Regions from separate parts of the Homo sapiens genome. Here regions 1 and 2 are each linked to region 3. Evidence: chromatin loops called from intact Hi-C (ENCODE). Cell type or tissue: endothelial cell of umbilical vein. All regions are shown on one strand. Each heading gives the region's core, and the rest is flanking DNA. Links, peaks and the distances in the headings are about the cores only. Region 1 overlaps GABBR2 (gamma-aminobutyric acid type B receptor subunit 2). Region 2 overlaps GABBR2 (gamma-aminobutyric acid type B receptor subunit 2). Region 3 overlaps GABBR2 (gamma-aminobutyric acid type B receptor subunit 2).

Region 1 (5,030 bases), core at 524-4,523, 190 kb after region 3:
AACAGGTATTTACTCTGTAGAGTCTGAATGGAATTTTCCAAAGGGGACCAAAATCTAGAGGCACCAAGATTACTGTTATTGCTGCGGCTTGTTAATCTGTCCATCTGCCCCTGGGCTGTGAGCAACTGAAGGGCCTGAAGGCTCTGTCTGAGCCCCTGTCAGATTTTGGCATAATGGCCTGGCTCAGTCAGCACTGGCTGAATGAGGGAATGAATGAGACCACAGGACACCCTATGCATCTGCCTGAGGTGGGTGTCACTTAACACCTGGTGCCCAGCGTTTCAAGGGGGAGGCTTGAGGAGCATCTGTGCTTTCTCTGTGCTCCAGTGATCAGAGAAGAGCAAGGGTTCTTAGGCAGAACTGCCAGAATGCTCCAGAAGGGAAGAGAAAAATTAGAGAAGTCTGCACATCCGTGATAGACGGGAAAGGCCGGAGCAACAGTGGGGACTCATTTACTGAGTGCCTGTCATATGTGGAGCCCTCAAACGTATATCACTCCTTGCGGGCATGGGTGTAAACCCAAAAGGTACAATTATGACCAGTTTATGGGTAAATAAAATGAGATTCAGAGCTGTTGAGTCAACTGCCCAAGGTCACACAGCTAGGATGTAGGGAGCCTGGGATTCAACTTCAAAGTCTATCTCTTTCTACAATAGCCTATGCTGGAAACTAGGAGCCGGCAACTTTTTTTTTTTTTTTTTGGTAAAGGGTCAGATAGTAAATACTTTAGGCCTTGCAGGACTTACATGTTTTTTCCCAACAACGTTGCAAATGCAGCCATACACAATGTGCAAATGAATGGGTGTGGCTATGTTCCAATAAAACTTTATTTATGAAAACAAGGGGCTGCATTTGGTCCATAGGCCACAGTTTGCAAACCCCTGTTCTAGACTCAGGATAAAGAGCCTATGGTTCTATTTTTCCCTCTAGGAAGGCTGTGGGAGAGAGGCAAAAGCATGAACTCGAGTCAGGTGACTCTAGACTAGCATGCTAGCTATGTCCCCACTGCTGGGCTACCTTGGGTGAGTAAGGAAACTCTCTGAGCTTTTTTTCTTGTCTGTTAAAAGGGCATAACCACAACTTGTCTTTGAGTTCTTGAAAAGGTAAGCTAATATACGCTAAGTGTCTACCATGGCTAAGGTTCAATAAATGGCAGTGTTCATTATCAGAAATGACAAAGTCAAGAAGGGGAGGTGTGGAAAACATGCCATGGGATTGGGGGAAGGAGAGGAAGTGATGGTGATGCCACTGATACTAAATCCTGAAAGGTATATCTTCTCATGAAGGCTGGCTATGGGCTTTCTGCAGGAGAATGCTACTCTATACCTCACGAAACCCCAAGGGGGATTCATAGGTGCCTGTGATGGGAGAAATCTTTTCACCACCCCCGGAAGGAGCAGATGTGTGGAGCTTGGTGACTCCCCACGGAGGGTAGGGAGGCAGCTGTTCACAGACTTGATATGGCAAATTGTGTGATGTGCTGTCTTCCTGGGGCAGGCAGCCAAGCAGTGATGGAGGAGCCTCTGCAACCCCCTCCCCACAACGCCTGCTGCCCACGTCTGCTGACTCACCCAGGAGGGTCTGGGTATGCCAGAAGAAATCCAAAATGGCTCTCTAGTGAAGCACAAGGCTTTCAAAGGGGATGGAAACTTGGAGGCAGGGGAATGGTTTCTTCTGTTTCCACTTAAAGGGCATAACTTTGGCAGAGAAGGGAGGATGTGGGGAAACTCCATCAATATTGCTGAAGGCCAGGATGTGGCTCAGGACGCCAGATGATGAGTCCCTGGCAAGGGACAGAACTCACTGCCCCAAGACTGGCAACACCATGTTTGGCAGGAGAATTCTCCATCTGATCGAGAGGATGCTAAACTGGAACTTGAGAAGGAGAGGAAAAGTGCCCAGGAAAAACTATAAAACCAGATATGAAGAAAGCCAATATAAATGAGGAATTTTAAAAGGGGGGCCATGGAACAGGAAATGCTCAGGGAATCTCATATGTCTATATACCAAAGTACAAAGTATAGGAAACAATGTTAACTATGAAACTTTTGAGAAAGATGGTAAAGCTAAGCACAGATGTCCAACTCCCACCTAAGCTACCTCCTTCTGAAAGTGACAGAAAGGACCAAGGGAATATAAAAATAGGGGGGAATCTGCTTCAGCCTTGGAAAATAGGAAAGAGTGCCATCAATATGCCACCAACTTTGAGGAATTTCTGCTAGGTACAGTGCCAACAGAACCAGATTGAAGACTGACTCATGGCTCTCCTTCCTGAGAAAGTAGTGCGGTGCTGCAGGGAGGGTGGATGTGCTGACGAGACTGACCTCACAGCCTCTGATGGGTGAGTAAGTACTGGAGGGGAGGCTGGGCCACAGAAGGGTGCAGGGCCTACCTCTCACTAAGGAGTCCACCTATCACCCTGCAACCCAACAGCCTTCAGGAGTGGCTGGGTCATTAGATCTACGAACAAGCAAAGCCTATTGAAGTCCAGTTTCCCCAGGACAGGCCTAGGCACCTTGCAGACACAGCAGGCAAGTAAACAAAGTCAGAGGCCAGGGGGATCTCTGCACATCTGGAGCAGCTGTTTGACAAACTCATGAAGAAACCATTTAAACAAGAAAGGCCCACACCACCAAATGGTTTCCTAATCCCTTGGCTGCTTGTCCCTAGGCTGGTCATATAAAATGTTATCATCCAGTCTTCCAGATGAATATCCAAGGTGAAGAATCTAACAGCATCTAGATAAAACAATGAGGGGACTCAAGAAGAACTCACCCATGCTGTAAGCGAATACCAGGTCATAGAAGGCATAAAATGCATATGGAACCTATGAAAACTTTCTGAAACATAAAGGAAACAAACAAGGAATTCAAGCAAAGAAAGAATATCATCTCTAAAAAGAATTGCTGTAGGAAATAAAGGTAAATTGTAATACCCATTTTGTATTTCATGGAGGTTAAATAAAATCTGGATTCTAAATCTAAAAAATAAAATATATGAGAAAAGAAACTGAGATAAAAGAAACCAGGCATAGTTAATATAATAATGACTGGAAATGAATAATGTTATGAGAATTTTAAGAAGCATTAGAAGCAACAAGGAGCAGAATTTAATTGTAAAAAAAAACTGATGAATATTGTGGAGGACAGTCTTGAGATGTTCTCTCACAATGTGAAGGAAAAGGACTAAGATTAAAATGACCAGAGAGAAAACAAAAATATGGAGAATAAACTACAAAGGCTCACTCATGAATTATTGATATTTCTAAAAAAGATATCAGAACAAAAGAGTAATAATTAAAGATATAATAAAAGAAAACTAATGCAATCAGAAGAAAGACCAGATTCTTCGAATAAAAATGTAATCATATTTTAGACAAAACAAAAATCAGCTATGTGCCATTTTTTCTTTATGAGTATCAAAAATAAAGAAAGAATCCTACAAGCAACTGGTACAGGCGACTAAAAAACTTTATCTCCAAAGGAACCAAATCAGACTGCATCAGACTTTATTACAACATTGATGTAATGTCTAGAGAGCTTATGATCATAGAAATTTATACTTAGATAACTTGTCATTCATAGGCAAAGCTACAGAGAGAAATTGTGATTTATGCAAGGGCATAGATATAAAACTCATATGACCTTCCTGAAAAACAAAAGATGTACTCATGCCACAGAGAGATAAATCAAAAGACATAACTCATGAAACTGACTCATGTCAGAAGAAATTAGTCATGTAAATATGGATTTGAATCTTAAAATCATAGTTATTGTAGTATAGTTTCAAAATAAAGTGAACATCTCAAATAGCAACTGAAAAAAGCATATCCACAATGTAAAGAGTAAAATCAAATTAAAACTCAGATTATAACAATACAGAATTAGAGGCAGTGAGGGATGGAGAGTAAACAAGTGTACTGATTTATGTAACTTACAATAGATATTGTTGCATTTCTAGGTTGGCACTTAGGGAAGTAGAAGACCGATATTTTAAACTTAAAGTACAATTGTAGCATAGTTTTATTATAATGAGGATGAGATATTATTTAGCTGAAACTATAGGATTTCATCAAAGCTGTAATCAAAGACATTTATATGCTTAACTACGCTTAATAGCAACCAAAACAAGAGTAAAAAATAAATATGCAAATTAAGAAATTAGAAGAAGAATGGTGAAAGAAACCTACATATAAAGGGAAGGTATTATTCAGGAGAAAAGCAGAAGAAAATAAATTAAGAAGTAGATAAATCAAAGCACAGCCAGTAAGAATCCAAGAGCTGGTCCTTTGGTTAAAAAACAAGATAATGGGATGCTCTACTGAAGACTTAACTTGTGTTTTTCTGCTATCTTCTTTAGCAAGAGAAATGTCTGAAAAGATGAGTAATCTTTAAAGGAGAAGCAAGTAGACCTCCCCCACGGCCTCAAGCAATCAAGTAGCTGCTTTAAGAAGGAGGATAAACGTGTAGCTCTATTACGTAGCAAAATGGAATAACAGGACCATTTGGGAGTAGAGCTCTAAGAGGAACCCTCTCTGACCTGTGGGGATGTGGATATCCGAAAAGAAAAAGCCAACAGAAGTTCTAGATCTACAGGAGGGGCTTGAGGATGCTAGGAAGTGCAACCGGGAACCTAGATTAGCAGCAGTAACCAGTGGGACCAGTGTCCACAGCACACTCAAGTGGCAGCAGGAAGCAAGGGCTGCAGAATGCTGGCTCTCCCAGCTTTCTATTAGAAAACCCACCAGAGTTGTTGGTCATTTTAGAGAGGGGTGGTACTTCAAGACAGAGACACTGACCCTAGTGTATCTGGCAGATGGAGTGCTTGATCCAGGTTTAATTTCATTTGAAAAAATAATAAAAAATGTAACCATTTCTTTCCCACAGAATTTAAGATGTTAATAACAATTACATCAATAAAAGAAGCAAACTATCTAATCAAGGGGAAAAGTGGGAAAAACAAGAAAGGGCCTATAACAAAAAAACAGAGGCTTTAAAAATTGTCCTGAAATATATGCTAATAAATTTGAA
Region 2 (5,030 bases), core at 708-4,707, 270 kb after region 3:
TTTCCCTGATCCAGTAAATAATGACTGAGCCCTCATGATATGCCATTCACCACACCAGAGCTAAGGACCAAGAGCCAAGGCTGACGTGGTCCCTGCCCTCCTGGTCTCCCACCCACATCACCCCTAATGACATGGAAGCTGCCATCAGCCAGGAGACAAGATACGTACATGGCAAGGCCAAAAGGCAGAACAAGTCAGGGTGTGCCCATGAGACGAAACCAGGGCAGCAATGCCCCTCTCCTTCTGTTGAGGCCTCCACAGGGATGTACAGTGCAACAGCGGAGTAGCCATCCCCAGGTCAGGTTTCCAACTGCACCTGCCCTGCCAGTCTCAGGTGCTGTGAGCCCCAGAGCTTGGAGGCAACAAGGGGAGCACAGCTCTCAGCATGAACACGGGGATTTTCAGAAAGGGTGGAGCAAGGTGGCCTTGGTATAAGCTGCCATTCCCCAGGACGGTACTGCAGATCTGCAGTGGGCCACTCGCCACCCTGAGGCTAAGCTTGCATCTGTATCTCAGGCTACGGACTCTCACCTGCCTTACAGAGCTACTGTATGCCCACATGAACGTGATGGGGAAACCCACAAGCCCAGCTTGAGGTCGGCAATCACCGTGATTCCTCAGGGGCCCACTTCCTTTTCTTAATGGATCTTCTAAGGGTCTAGGGACTGCTGCTGCCATTTGGGGCTATGGCAAGGAGTGCCTCTAGGATACCCTGCACATTCACATCTTTCTTTAACTGAGGCTTCAAACTGCGTGACATAAGCAGACTAGTCATGAGACTCCAGCACATCACTTAACCTCGTAGCATCCCATTTCTTCACCTGTAATTCGGGATAATGGAACTGTTCTCCTCGAGTTCATGTGAGGATTTTTTTTATTATACTTTAAATTCTAGGGTACATGTGCACAACGTGGTCTGTTACATATGTATACATGTGCCATGTTGGTGTGCTGCACCCGTTAACTCGTCATTTACGTTAGGTATATCTCCTAATGCTATCCCTCCCCCGTCCCTCCACCCCACTACAGGCCCCGGTGTGTGATGTTCCCCTTCCTGTGTCCAAGCATTCTCATTGTTCAATTCCCACCTATGAGTGAGAACATGCGGTGTTTGGTTTTTTGTCCTTGCTATAGTTTGCTGAGAATGATAGCTTCCAGCTTCATCCATGTCCCTACCAAAGACATGAATTCATCCTTTTTGCGGCTGCATAGTATTCCATGGTGTATATGTGCCACATTTTCTTAATCCAGTGTATCATTGAGGGACATTTGGGTTGGTTCCAAGTCTTTGCTATTGTGAATAGTGCCGCAGTAAACATACGTGTGCGTGTGTCTTTATAGCAGCATGATTTATAATCCTTTGGGTATATACCCAGTAATGGGATGGCTGGGTCAAATGGTATTTCTAGTTCTAGATCCCTGAGGAATCGCCACACTGTCTTCCACAATGGCTGAACTAGTTTACAGTCCCACCTCATGTGAGGATTTAAAGGGTAAATACATACAAACTGCTTGTAATAATGCCTGGCACATCAGAAGCACTGTGGTGTCTATTATCTTTTTTTTTTCTTTTTTTTTTTTTTTGAGATGGAGTCTCACTCTGTTGCTCAGGCTGGACTGCAATGGCACAGTCTTGGCTCACCGCAACCTCCACCTCCCAGGTTCAAGCGATTCTCCTGCCTCAGCCTCCCGAGTAGCTGGGATTACAGGCATGTGCCAACATGCCCGGTCGATTTTGTATTTTTAGTAGAGACAGGATTTCTCCATGTTGGTCAGGCTGGTCTCAAACTCCTGACCTCAAGTGATCCGCCCGCCTCGGCCCCCCAAAGTGCTGGGATTACAGGCATGAGCCACCGTGCCTGACCTATTATCATTTTTTTATGATAACTTTCCTTTTTTAAAAAAAAAGTACAAACAGTGCGAGAGCCACTGCTGCTGAGGAGAGAAGCGTCCACAGCAGCACCATGGGAGGTCTGATTGATCCACATGAATTCCTAGGCATTCAGACCTAAGAATCATCTTCTTCCTGCTTGCCCGCGGCTCCGCCTGCATCCAAACCGCTGCTCGCCCCATGTCGCTCGGTAGCTCAACAGAAGACCCCTGAAGGCTATGTGGGATTTGCCAATCTCCCAAACCAAGTATACAGAAAATCAGTTAAGAGATCTGGTTTTGATTCACGCTATGGTAGTGGGTGGAACAATCCAAAGTTTTAATCAAAGAAGGTGGTGTTCAGTTGCTGCTCACAATAGTTGATACCCCAGGATTTGGAGATGCAGTGGATAATAGTAATTGCTGGCAGCCTTACAATCGACTACATTGATAATAAACTTGAGGACTACGTAAATGCAGAATCGCATGTGAACGGACGTCAGATGCCTGATAACGGTGTAGCGTTGTTTATACTTCATTGCTCCTTCAGGACATGGACTTAAACCATTGAATATTGAGTTTATGAAGCGTTTGCATGAAACAGTATCATCTCACTTATTGCCACAGAAGACACACTCACACCAGAGGAATGCTAACAGTTTAAAAAACAGATAATGAAAGAAACCCAAGAACATAAAATTAAAATATATGAATTTCTAGAAACATAATAAAGAAGAAAATAAACTTGTTAAAAAGATAAAGGACCATTTACCTGTTGGTGTGGTAGGTAGTAATACTATCATCAAAGTTAATGGCAAAATGATCAGAGGAAAGCAGCATCCTTGGGGTATTGCTGAAGTTGAAAATGGTGAACACTGTGATTTTACAATTCTAAGAAATATGTTGATAAGAACACACATGCAGGACTTGAAAGAGGTTACTAATAATGTCCACTATGAGAACTACAGAAGCAGAAAACTGGCAGCTGTGACTTATAATGGAATTGATAACAACAAGAATAAAGGGCAGCTGACCAAGAGCCCTCCGGCACAAATGGAAGAAGAAAGAAGGGAGCATGTAGCTAAAATGAAGAAGATGGAGCTGGAGATGGAGCAGGTGTTTGAGATGAAGGTCAAAGAAAAAGTTCAAAACTGAAGAACTCTGAAGCTGAGCTCCAGCGGCACCATGAGCAAATGAAAAGGAATTTGGAAGCACAGCATAAACAATTAGAGGAAAAACGTCATCAGTTAGAGGATGAGAAAGCAAACTGGGAAGCTCAACAACGTATTTTAGAACAACGAACTCTTCGAGAACCTTGGAAAAGAACAAGAAGAAAGGAAGATCTTTTAAACTCTCTATTGACCACCAGTTACGTATTAGTTGCCAATATGCCAGCTTGGACATCAGTGTTTGTTGGATCCGTTTGACCAATTTGAGCCAGTTTTATCTATAATGATGGATTTAAGAGCATGACACACATTATTTTTGTTGTTGTTGTTCTTGATGGAGATTAAGATGCCGTCAATTGTCTAGGGTGTTGTGTACTTAGAAAGTAACAGCTCTACTTTTCCTACTTTTTCTTTTTCTTTTTTTATTAAACAGATTATCTTCAGTTGAATGCAAGATAACATTTTACTGTTGTATAATCATGTTCTGACGGTTTGATTGTTTACAAGATATTCCAAAATAAAAGGACTCTGGAAGGTTTTCATTGAGGATAAAAGGCCATAATATGATGCAAACTATGCTTCTCTATGATAATTATAATACAAAGGTTCCATTCAATGCAGTATATACAATAATGTAATTTAGTCTAACACAGTTGACCCTATGTTTTGACACTTCCATTGTTTAAAAATACACATGGAAAAAAAACCCTATATGCTTACAGTGCACCTAGAGCTTTTTTATAACAACTTCTTTTTGTTTGTTTTGGATTCTTTAAATATATATTATTCTCATTTAGTGCACTCTTTAGCCAGAATCTCATTACTACTTCATTTTTGTAATAACATTTAATTTAGATAGTGTTCACATATTGGCCCTGCTGAAATAGAATATAGCATCTTTCATATGGTAGGAACCAACAAGGAAACTTTCTTTAACTCCTTTTTACACTTTATGGTAAGTAGCAGGGGGAAAATGCATTTATAGATCATTTCTAGGCAAAATTGTGAAGCTAATGACCAACCTGTTTCTACCTATATGCAGTCTCTTAATTTTACTAGAAATGGGAATCACGGCCTCTTGAAGAGAAAAAAGTCACCATTCTGCATTTAGCTGTAATCATATATTGCATTTCTGTATTTTTTGTTTGTATTGTAAAAAATTCACATAATAAACGATGTTGTGATATAAAAAAATGTACAAACAACATGCATCAGTGGAGAATCTCTGCAATTGACATAGAATCATTTCTTATAAAACCATTGTTCCATCTCTTACAGACTGGCATCCCAGACAGCCTGAATTCTGCCCCCACTCCCCCTTCCAGCCCCTCTGTCACCCACCTCAGGTGCCCTACATCACAGTCATCTTGCAGTTGGCATTTCCCAAGCAGAATTTATCTTTTCCCATTTCTGTGCCTTTGCTCCTCACCTCCCTGCAGTTTCTCGCACCTCGAATGCCCTTACCCTTCCATCTATGAAATCCAAAGCATGCCCATATTTCAAGTGAACGTCGGGGAGGAGTGGGAATGGTCTCCTGACATTTCATTGGGTGATTTTTCCACATAACAGAGCACCTAACCCCTCCCAGCTATAACCCATCTGGGTGGGCTGAGCCCTAAGCCCTAAGCAATGAGTGGCAAAACTGGTTGAAGGGCAGGGCTCCAAGGTGGGTTTTTAGCAGTGAGCAAGGCATGGTTCAGGGGAGATGGTGCTCAGGGCCTCCAGCTTTCGGCCCCCTCAGAAGGGTGGGGCTGCTGGGAGTGGCCTGGGGCAGAGCTGGGCTCCAGGCTCCTTGGGTGCCAGTGGCACAGCCCTTACATCCTCAAAGTCTTTGTGATGCCCCGTCTGCTACCCTACTCAGTTTGTGTGGACGCTGAGAGCTCCAAACCCAGGCTCAGGGCCAGGACACTGGGCAGTGGCACTAGTGGTTCTGAAGAGGGCTTGCCATCGAAGCACTGGGAGGCTGTTTCCACAAGCCAAAAGGGCAGAGGG
Region 3 (5,030 bases), core at 396-4,395:
TCTATGTGCCAGGCTCAGAACTAGGTACTTGAACATGTTATCTCAGTTAATGACGCTCACAGTAAACCTGTGAGGGAGGAATGAACTTCCCCTATGGGCACTGGGGCTCAGAGAGGTTAAGTCACTCACCCAAGGTCACGCAGCTGGGAGGTGGCAGAATCTGGTCCAAAACCTTGTATCATTGTGTTTACAGATGCCGCACTGTTCCTCCAAAGCACACAGTGCAGGGGCCTGGGCTGGTGACTGCATTCTATTTCCTTGGCATGTGAATGCATTTCCAGAAGCCTGCCATATATTTTTAATAATTGGTATGAACATGCAATCTCTCGTCAGCTGGCTTCCCGTCTGCTGTAAGACGCAGATAAGAAAGAAAGAGCCTGAACAGACACAGGAAAATCCTCCACGCCCATTGGCGGAAATCATGCAGGCCCTGAGTACCTTTCTCACTTTAATTCTTCGAGTCTTCTGTGTCTGAATCGTGGAAGAAAATGACTTCTTGGGTAAAATATTAAAACGCCACATGTGGATGTTCATAGTCTCGCTCTGGCAGCCCTGGTAATAATGGCTCAGAGAGGCCTCTGCAGCCTGGGTCTGGGAGTCAGATTTGATTCCTCTGAGATTCCTGAGCCAGGAACACGCTGGGCTGGGCTCAGGGGTCCCAGTGGCAACGAGTCAGACACAAGAAGATGGCAATGTGAAGGGCTGGCTTCCGTGGGCTCTGCAAGGGTTCAGGGCAGAGCAGCCAAAGGCCGGGTAATAAATGATGCTCTGTATGAGGGCTAACCTTCATCAAGTGCTCTCCAGGTGCTGGGTGTGGGCAAATCTTACAGGCATCCCTTCTAGTCCTCCCCAAAGCTCAGTAAAGTGGGCACTTCTCCTATCTAGGCCCATTTTAAGGCTGAAGCCCTCAGAAATGATACTCATTTTCTAGAGCTGTTGTAACAAACTACCATAAATTGGGCGGCTTAAAACAATAGACAATTAATCCTTGCACAGTTCTGGAGGCCAGAAGTCCAAAGTCAAGATGTCCGTTGGGCTGTGCTCCTTCTGAAGGCTCAAGAGAAGAATCCTGCCATGTCTTCTCCAGCTCCCGGTGGCCCCAGGCATTCCATGCTGTGGCTGCATCATTCTGCCTCCATCTCCGCATGGCCTTCTCCCCTGTGTCTGTGTCCCTCTATGTGTATTTTTTATAAGGACACCTGTCATCGAGTTTAGGGCCCATCCGGGTAATCCAAAATGATTTCTTCTGAAGACCCTTAACATAATGACATCTGCAAAGACCCCTTTAGCAAATAAGGCCACATTTCACAGGTCCAGGGGTAAGGATGCATATATCGTTTAGGGGGAATGACAATTCAGCCCAGTACACTAACCTAACTTCACACAGTAAGTGGCTGAACTGGGATTTGGAGTTAAGCCTAGCTCCAGAGTCTACTTGCTTAACCACTAAGGGCTACATGTTGTATATTTACCAGCTGTGTGACCATGGGCATGTTATTTAACCCCTCTGTGCCTCAGTTTCCTCATCTGTAGACTGGGGATAATAATGGTAATTCCCACATGGGGTTGTTGTGAAGACTGAATGAGTTGATAAAGCAAAGAACTTGGAACAGTGCTTACCACATAGCATGCACTCAAGAAAAGCTGTTGCTATGATTATTTTTGCTATTGTTACTCCTAAGACAATGCAGCTTTGTTGAAATCCTAGAAGAAGGCTGAGTAGATCTAGTACTAAGGATGAAGCGGGACTGGAAGGTGAAGCTCTCAGATCTAAACTTGCTGGATTTGAATATCTGTTCACTCTCATGAACCATCAACCAGATAATCACAGATGTGAAAGAGATTTAAGCATTTGTAAGAGAACATTATGCACAATTGGAAGCTAATAATTTTGAAAGCATCAATGAAGAAAAAGAAAACAAAGGGACGGATGCAAAAAGAAGCAGGAAGTGTGAATGGATCAATCCCAGTGGAAGGGATACTGACTCATCCAATACCACAAGGCTTGGGCTGGGTTCCAGTTCTCATGCGTAGCAAGCAAGGTTATCTCAGGCCAGTCAGGTCACCTACTCAGCTTTAGTTTCCTCTGATGAATCTCTAAAATGGGGATGTCAAGGTGCTTTGTGAACTTTGCCATGCTGTTGAAATGTGAGACACTGTTGTCATTATTATAGTACGTGTTTGCTTACTATTGGGTGCTTGCATGTGAGTAGGGTAAGCCTGGAGTTGGGGTACCAGTCCAGAGAAGGGCAAGAGTATGGGTGGGTGGGCTGGGAAGTGAGATTTGGGCAGGACCAGCAATGATCGTGTTTCTTCTGGCTGCTGTCCCCTAAGGGGTGGTTCACAGGTTGTCTCAGCCTCCTCTGACATGAACAGAGCATCTTTGGGGCATGTTAAATGTTTCATCCTTTGTCAAGGACAAAACAACTCAGTATTTGAAGCTTAATCCACTATCGCTTTAGGGAGAAACTTCAAGCTAAACAAGGGCAGAAAAGAATGAACATCCCACCACAGGGCTGGCGGTTCCTTTCCGAGCCACCATGAGTGCTGAGGTGCCTGGACACTGTGGTTCCCTTGTCCTTTTTTCTTCCCTGTTGGTTTCTGTGGTCAGTGGTTTCCTTGTGATTGTAGAGCACTTAGAAACAAACCTGCCTAAAGTTCTGGTGTGGAACTTGCTCACCCTCTGTCTTCCCATTGCAATGAACAATGCTGCAGAAATAGAAACCTCATAGAAACCTCCCTTTTTTCCTCTTCCTTGCTCTCTCTCTTCCACTGGAGAAACAATTGTTCAAATGCTAACACAAAGATTTTCAGAAAAATATGAGACCAGAGGGCCTGCGTAGCTCTTTGGGGTCTGCACACATGAACTCCCCAGGTGGGCCTCTCTCTGAGTCTGTAATTCTTTTGTCATCATCATCATCTCTGGCTGGCAGGGACCAACTGGACTTCAGATTTTCTGGATTCAGCCTTTTCTTCTTTTACTTTCTAGTCGTAAAAATTTATTGTCCTGAGTCTATTTATCACCCTGGTATCCAAGGTACAGTCTTGGGCCCTTCCTAGAGATTCGTGAGAGTCTGGACCAGAGAATCTCAACTCCGGCTGCACACCAGAACCCATGGCAACTTTAAAAAATTCCTGATGCACAGGGCCCTTTCTAAGCCAGTTAAATCAGATATTTTGGGGGGTGTGACCCGGGCCGGTATTTTCAAAAAGATCTTTTCTGGGTGATGTAGCAGGATTGAGAACCACGAGTCAAGTTTCTCTTTGAAATCATTCAACAACAACAACAACAACAACAACCAAACTTCCTCTTCACCTTTAAAACATTACTTATTTTTCTTTTTAGTATCAACATATTCATCCAATAGTTCAATCCAGCTACTGAGCAACCACATTACCTACTCAGCTGTTGTCAGTGCTGACAAGAATCATGCCAGGGAAGCTTGTCCATCATCCATTCATTCATGCACGCATTCCTTTGTTCATTCATTCACTCATCCATTCAACCAACATATATTGAGCTGTGTGTCTGTCTGGCCCTGTGCAAGGCCATGGAGAAAGAGCTCTGAGTAAGATAGTTAAGGGCCCTGTTTCATGGGGCTCACATTCTAGTGGATGATAGAATATAGATGAGAGAACGAGGAATAAGCAATGTGATGGAGAAACAGGGGAGGTGAGAAAGAATGTTGGGGGACATTTAAGGATCTGGTGATCAGGGAGGTGGCATTTAAGCTAGATCTGAATGACAGGAAAGAGTCTGAAAAGGTTTGGAGGAAGAGCGTTCCAGGCAGAAGAATCATGAATGCAAAGGCACAAAGTTGGGAATAAAGTTGGAGTGTTAGAGCTCCAGACAGAAGGCCCACATGGCTAAAGACTGGGGTGAGCACAGGGAGAGGAACTAGATGAAGTCAGATATGGAGTGGGACTGGATTGTGTAGGACCTGTAGCAAGGTAAGAAGTGTGGGTTTTATTTTAAATTGGAGAATTTTAAGTGCAAAATAGTAAGATACGTCGTGCGTTTAAAAAAGATATCTGGCTGGGCGCAGTGGCTCATGCCTATAATCCCAGCACTTTGGGAGGCCAAGGCGGGTGGATCACAAAGTCAGGAGTTTGAGACCAGCCTGGCCAATATGGTGAAACCCCGTCTCTACTAAAAAATACAAAAATTAGCCAGGCATGGTGGCATGTGCCTGTAGTCCCAGCTACTCGGGAGGCTGAGGCAGGAGAATCGCTTGAACCCAGGAGGCAGAGGTTGCAGTGAGCCAAGATCACGCCACTGACTCCAGCCTGAGCGACAGAGGGAGACTCTGTCTCAAAAACAAAAAAGTATCTTCCAGAATGGCAGATGTAAATCCTGCCTTTCCAGTAATTACATAAAATGGATTAAACACTCCAATTGAAATGCAGAGATTGGCAGAATGAATTAAAAAAAACATGATCTGACTATATTTGCTGTATATGTGACTCACTTTTGATTCAAAGATATAAGTAGGTTGAAAGTCTATCCGAGAATTTTTTGGCTATTCAGGAAAATGGAATATGAAGCATACAAATTGGAATGAAAGGAGCAAAACTCTCTATTTGCAAATTATATAATCTTATGGGTAGAAAATTCTAAAGAATCCACCAAGAAGGCTGGGTTCAGTGGCTCACACCTGTAATCCCAGCACTTTGGGAGGCCAAGACAGGTGGATTACCTGAGGTCAGGAGTTGAAGACCAGCCTGGACAACATAGTGAAACCCTGTCTCTACTAAAAATACAAAAATTAGCCAGGCATGGTGGTGGGTGCCTGTAACCTCAGCTACTCAGGAGGCCGAGGCACGAGAATCGCTTGAACCCGGGAGGCGGAGGTTGCAGTGAGCCAAGATTGCACCAATGCACTCCCGCCTGGGTGACAGAGTGAGACTCCATCTCGGAAGAAAAAAAAATTGCTGAAAGAAATTAAAGAAGACCTAAATAAATGAAAAGATAGCCCATGTTCATGAATTGGAAGACAATATTCTTAAGATGGCAATACTCCCCATATTAT

The links. Peaks named below come from ENCODE experiments on the same cell type or tissue, not always from the same donor. Only the 100,000 strongest peaks of a DNase experiment are listed, where the experiment ranks them.
Region 1: a loop joins it to region 3, with 5 times the contacts of the local background. A loop is called at or near these places in 1 of 110 quality-filtered maps.
Region 2: it touches region 3 in a loop (3-fold over the local background); 1 of 110 quality-filtered maps calls a loop at or near these places.

What each region holds. Positions count from the first base shown.
Region 1 is chr9:98,519,027-98,524,056 of GRCh38, forward strand. The region is part of intron 3 of GABBR2 (gamma-aminobutyric acid type B receptor subunit 2); the gene reads right to left. Among named protein-coding and RNA genes, the nearest start is that of GABBR2, 190 kb to the right of the region's middle. In endothelial cell of umbilical vein, for the core only: no CTCF peak of the experiment used is centred there; DNase peaks (open chromatin) are centred at 2,275 and 3,655; H3K27ac peaks cover 2,965 bases.
Region 2 is chr9:98,604,915-98,609,944 of GRCh38, forward strand. All of the region lies in intron 1 of GABBR2 (gamma-aminobutyric acid type B receptor subunit 2), which reads right to left. It also overlaps the pseudogene SEPTIN7P7. Among named protein-coding and RNA genes, the nearest start is that of GABBR2, 100 kb to the right of the region's middle. In endothelial cell of umbilical vein, for the core only: no CTCF peak of the experiment used is centred there; a DNase peak (open chromatin) is centred at 3,077; H3K27ac peaks cover 2,600 bases.
Region 3 is chr9:98,332,390-98,337,419 of GRCh38, forward strand. The region is part of intron 13 of GABBR2 (gamma-aminobutyric acid type B receptor subunit 2); the gene reads right to left. Among named protein-coding and RNA genes, the nearest start is that of TBC1D2, 79 kb to the left of the region's middle. RefSeq lists an enhancer at 285-429 and a cis regulatory region at 349-366. In endothelial cell of umbilical vein, for the core only: no CTCF peak of the experiment used is centred there; a DNase peak (open chromatin) is centred at 1,992; H3K27ac peaks cover 2,739 bases.